Regions from separate parts of the Homo sapiens genome. Here region 1 is linked to region 2. A link is a loop called in an ENCODE intact Hi-C map of the cell type or tissue named here. Cell type or tissue: HCT116. All regions are shown on one strand. Links, peaks and the distances in the headings refer to the core of each region. The heading gives the core; the rest is flanking DNA. Region 1 has its middle 30 kb from the start of SLC38A2. Region 2 holds the start of LOC105369747 (a long non-coding RNA gene).

Region 1 (2,915 bases), core at 217-2,716, 970 kb before region 2:
GGGCTGTTTTTTGGTTTCATATGGATTTTAGAATTGTTTTTTCTAGTTCTGTGAAGAATGATGGTTGTATTTTGATGGGAATTGCATTGAATTTGTAGATTGTTTTTTTATTTTTGTGCATCTCTTGTATGTTTTTATATTTGAGATTACCATGAGGCTTACAAATAATATATATAACCCATTATTTTAAACCGATGAAAACTTAACATTGATTGCATAAACAAAGAAACTAACAAGCAAGCAAAAGGAAAACTAATAAAAACTCTCTCCTTCAACTTTGTCTTACCACCTTTTAACTCTTTGTCTTTTCTATTTATATCTTACTGTACTAGGTCTTAAAAAGTTATAGTTATTATTGTGATCAGTTCTTCTTTTTGTCTTTCTACTTAAGATATGAGTAGTTTATATACTACAATTACAGTGTTTTAGTAGTCTGTGTTTTTCTCTATACTTACTATTACCAGTGAGTTTTGTATCTTCAGATGATTTCTTACTGGTCATTAATGTCCTTTTCTTTCAGATTGAAGTACTTGCTTTAGCATTTCTTGTAGGACAGGTCTGGTGTTGATAAAATCTCTCAGCTTTTGTTTGGGAAAGGCTTTATTTCTCTTTCTTGTTTGAAGGATGTTTTTGCTGGCTATTCTTTTGTAGGATAAAAGTTTTTTCCTCCTTCAGTACTTTCAATATGTCCTGCCACTCTCTCCTGGCCTGTAAGTGTTCTACTGAAAAGTCTGCTGCCAGATGTATTGGAGCTCCATTGCATGCTATATATTTCCTTTCTGTTGATGCTTTTAGGATCCTTTCTTTGTCCGTGACTTTTGGGAGTTGAATTATTAAATGCGTTGACGTAGTTTTCCTTGGGTTAAAGATCCTTGGTGTTCTATAACCTTCTTGTACTCGGATATTGATATCTTTCTCTAGGCTTGGGAATACCTCTGTTCTTTTCCCTTTGAATAAATTTTCTGCCTTTATCTATCAACCTCCTCAGTAAGGCCAATAACTATTAGATTTGCCCTTTTGAGGCTAGTTTCTAGATCTTGTAAATGTGCTTTATTCTTTTTTCTTTTTTCTCTTCTGACTTTGTATTTTCAAATAGGCTGTCTTCAAGCTAACTAATTCTTTCTTCTGCTTGATCAATCCTGCAATTAAGAGACTCTGGTGTATTCTTGAGTATGTCAGTTGCATTTTTCAACTCCAGAGTTTCTTCTTGATTTTAAAAACTTATTCTATTTCTTTATTAAATTTATTTGATAAGATTATGAATTCCTTCTCTGCATTATCTTGAATTTCTTTGAGTGTCCTCAAAGTAGCTACTATGAATTCTCTGTCTGAAAGGTCATGTATATCTGTCTCTCTGGTATTGCCCCTGGGTGCCTTATTTAGTTTGCTTGGTGAGGTCATGTTTTTCGGGATGGTCTTGGTGCTTATGGATGTTTGTCAGTGTCTGGGCATTGAAGAGTTGTGTATTTATTGTAGTCTTTTCATTCTGGACTTGTCTGTACCCGTCCTTCTTGGGAAGGCTTTCCAGATATTTGAAGCGAATTGGGCACTGTGATCTAAGTTTTTGGTCACTGCAGCCATATCTGCATTAGGGGGCACTCCAAGCCCAGTAATGCTATAATTCTTGTAGCCTAGTAGAGGTACTGCGTAGTGGTCTTGGATAAGATCTGCAATGATTATCTGGATTACCAGGCAGAGACTCTTGTTCTCTTCCCTTGCTTTCTCCCAGAGTCTCCCTCTGTCTATGCTGAGCTGCCTGGAACTAGGAGTGGTTGTAGTAACACAAGCACCCCTGTGGCCTCTACTACTGGGACTGTGCTGAGTCAGAACTGAAGCCAGCACAGTGCTGGATCTTGCCCAAGGCCCACTGTAATCACAACCTGACTACCACCTATATTTGCTCAAGGCCCCAAGGCTCTACAATCAGTAGGTGGTGAAGCCAACAAGTCTTATGTCCTTCTCTGCAGTGCAGCAAGTTCCCCCTGGGCCCTGGGTGGGTCCAGAGATGTTGTCCAGGAGCCAGAACCTACAGTCAAAAACCTTAGAAATCTACCTGATGCTCTATTCTACTGTGGCTAAGCTGGCACTGAAACTACAAGACAAGGTCCCTTCCACTCTTTTCTCCCCTTTCCCCAAGCAGAGGAGTCTCTCCCTGTGTCCACCAGCACCACCACAAGCCCAAGGGAGTACTGCCATGGTGCCACCAATGTTTACTTAAGGCCCATGTGGTCTTTAGTCCGCTCTTATAATAAATGCTGCCAGGCCTGTGACTCACCCTTCAGGGCAGTAGTCTCCCCTCTGGCACAGTGTAGGTCCAAAAATGTGATTCAAGAGCCAACACCTGAAACTGGGGACCCCAGCACCCCAGTTGGTGCTTTTCTCCACTCTGGCCTATCTGGTACCTAAGATGCAAGACAAAGTCCCCTTTATCGTTTCTCTGCTTTTCTCAAACATAAAGTATCTCTTCTTGTAGCCACAACAGCTGTGAGTGTGCTGTATCACACCTGAAGCCAGTACATCTCAGAGTCTCACCCATGGGCCACAGTGAGTACTACCTGGTTACCACTGCTGATTATTCAGAGGCCAATGGCTCACAGTCAGCAGGTGATGAATTCTTCCAGACTCAGTCTTTCCCTTCAAGGCAGCAGGCTCTCTTCCGGCCCAGTGTGTGTCTAGAAATGACATCCAGGAGCTAGGGCTGTAATGGGGCCTCACAACTCTGCCTGGTGCCCTACCCTACTATGGCTGAGTTGGCATCCAAGTTGCAAACATGAAACACAGGCCTTTTCTTTAACTTTACCAACCATCACCAGCATAAAGCAATTAAAATGACCTAAAAAGAAACAAGCAGTAGGTTTCTTGCAGAACAACAAACAACATAAAATTCAGCATTAACCAGAATATCTCTGACAGAA
Region 2 (2,915 bases), core at 185-2,684:
GGGACTTGGAGAACTTTTGTGTCTAGCTAAAGGACTGTAAACGCACCAATCAGCACAATCAGCACTCTGTGTCTAGCTAAAGGTTTGTAAACGCACCAATCAGCACTCTGTCAAAATGGACCAATCAGCTCTCTGTAAAATGGAACAACCAGCAGGATGTGGGTGGGGCCATACAAGGGAATAAAAGCAGGTCACCCAAGCCAGCAGCCACAACGCGGGTACCGTTGCACGCTGTGGAGGGTTTAGCTCTTTGCAATAAATCTTGCTGCTGCTCACTCTTTGGGTTGGCACTGCCTTTATGAACTGTAACACTAACCACGAAGGTCTGCAGCTTCACTCCTGAAGCCAGCGAGACCACGAACTCACCAGGAGGGACGAACAATTCCAGATGGGAGGAACAAACAACTCCGGACACGCCACCTTTATGAACTGTAACACTCACCGCGAAGGTCTGCAGCTTCACTCCTGAGGCCAGCAAGACCATGAACCCACCGGGAGGAAGGAATAACTCCAGACGCATCGCCTTTAAGAGCTGTAACACTCACCACAAAGGGATGCAGCTTCACTCCTGATGTCAGCCACGAACCCACCAGAAGGAAGAAACTCCGGACCCATCTGAACATCTGAAGGAACAAACTCCGGACACACCATCTTTAAGAACTGCAACACTCACTGCGAGGATCCGCGGCTTCATTCTTGAAGTAAGCGAGTCCAAGAACCCACCAATTCTGGACACACTTCCACATTTGTGACGTCTCTCCCCTCATTCTGACTGGTATCAAGCACAAGAAATAATTTCCCCCAACTCAGTTTCTCACTGGAAAAAATGAGGTTGAGGTGGATAACCAACTTCATCATCCTGGGTTCCATGGCAAGAGACCCATCCCTACCTTAGAGCCACAGGAAGCACTGTGAGTGCCTGAAAAGAGAAATATCCCTGAGAACAGTCAGAACCGGTGGGGAGGGAAGACTACCATCCCCTGCCCTGGGAACTGCTTTGTAAATCAGCCAAACAAGACACCAAATCAGAGTGACTGTTCAGCAGCACCATACTGCAGAAGGTTTGTTCCACAGGTCTCCTGGGGACGAACTTCTAGCCAACCTTCCTACACTGCCAGGATATCCCCTTAGGGACCTCTGCCACTCAGAAAGGGCATGCTCTGATCATTTACTAGAGCTGAGGTGAACCTGGCGTAAAGACGCCACCTAGAGCTGAAAAGAAGACAGTCCATAGCAATAAAGAACCTTTAAGCAATTGTAGCCAATAAAAATCAAAACAAGCCAGACAGAGAAGACTGGAATAAATAATTAATCCTTCAATGTAAAGACATAGACATACATCCACAAGAAACAACAGCAAACAGGAAACCAAGGTCTCCCCAAATGGACAAAACAAGAAACCAGTGACTGACCCTAAACGGCAGTTTTAAGGAAACTCAGTGATCGCCAAGATAACACGGAAAACAAATTTCAGAAATTTATCAGAGCAATTTAACAAAGAAATCTAAATAATTTAGAAAAACAAAAATTTTGGAACTTAGAAAAATATTTGGTGAACTGAAAAATTCATTAGAGGCTCTCAATAGCAGAGAAGACAGGCTATTTGAAAACATATAGTAAGAGGAGAAAAAAGAAAAAAAAGAATGAAAAGGAATGATGATTGCCTATAAAATTAACTCAAAAGACCACATCTAAAAATTATTGGTGTTTAAGAGAAAGTCGAGCAAGGGGAAGGGGTAGAAAGTTTAATCAAAGAAATAATAACATAAAACTTTCCAAACTTGAGAAAAATATAAATATCCAGGTACTGGAAGGTCAGAGAACACAAAATAAGATTTGACTCAAATAAGACTGCTCCAAGGCATATAATAAACTCCCAAAGGTGAAGGACAAAGAGGATCCTAAAGGCAGCAAGAGAAAAGCAAGTAACATATAAAGGATTTCCAATTCATCTGGCAATAAACTTCTCAATGGAAACCATACAGGCCAGGAGGGAGTAGGATAACATTTTCAAAGAAGTACTGAAAGAAAAAAACTACCATTCAAGAATAGTGTCCAGCAAGGGTATTCTTCACCTGTGAAGGAGAGATAAAGTCGTTCCCAGATAAGCAAAAGGGAAGAGAATTCACCACCACCAGACCTGTCATACAAAAAATGCTAAAGGGAGTTCTTCAATCAATCTAAAAGCAAAATGTGCAATAAAAAGAGAAAAAAGAAAAGAAAAAAGAAAGAAAAACTAAAGAAAGAAAAAAAGAAGAAATAAAATATTTGAAGGTGTAAAACCCACTGGTAAAATTAAGTAAGTAGACAAACCCAGAATACTCTTACACTGTAATTGTGGAGTGCAATCCACTCATAACTCTAGTATGAAGCCCAAAAGATGCATCTACCAAAACAATAATAGCTACATTAACCTGTTAAAATATAGGCAATATAAACAGAGGCAAATTAAGACAAAAGTCAAAATGTGAGAGTAAGGAAGTTGTAGATTTTTTTTTTTTTGCTTTTGCTTTGTGTGTTTCCATTCTTTTCTTTGTGGTCTAAGATAAGTTGTTATCTCCTTAAAATAATTTGTTTTATCTATAAAATGTTTTTCATAAGCCTCATGGTAACCCCAATGCAAAAACCTATAATAGATTCACTAAAAGTTAAAAGCAACAAATTAAAACTTACTACCAGAGAAAGTCACTTAACCACAAAGAGAGACAGTAAAAAAGCAAGAAGGAAGGGAGGAATTACAAAATAATCAGAAAACAACAAAATAGCAGCAGTGAGTCCTTATCAATAACACTGAATGTAAATTCACTGAATTCTCCAATTAAAAGGCATAGAGTGGATGAATGAATAAAGAAACGAGACTCAACTATATAATGCCTACAGGAAACCCATTCCACCTAAAAAGACATACAGACTGG

Evidence for each region. A loop is a pair of places that touch in the nucleus more often than their neighbours do. Peaks named below come from ENCODE experiments on the same cell type or tissue, not always from the same donor. Only the 100,000 strongest peaks of a DNase experiment are listed, where the experiment ranks them.
Region 1: it touches region 2 in a loop (4-fold over the local background); 2 of 110 quality-filtered maps call a loop at or near these places.

The regions. Positions count from the first base shown.
Region 1 is chr12:46,341,102-46,344,016 of GRCh38, forward strand. No RefSeq gene overlaps it. Among named protein-coding and RNA genes, the nearest start is that of SLC38A2, 30 kb to the right of the region's middle. In HCT116, for the core only: a CTCF peak has its summit at 1,604 (motif pointing right); a DNase peak (open chromatin) is centred at 1,600.
Region 2 is chr12:47,306,774-47,309,688 of GRCh38, forward strand. LOC105369747 (a long non-coding RNA gene) reads right to left here and starts at 626. Exons shown (of 2, transcript NR_135024.1): 1 at 546-626. RefSeq lists an enhancer at 1-743. In HCT116, for the core only: a CTCF peak has its summit at 1,225; a DNase peak (open chromatin) is centred at 1,168.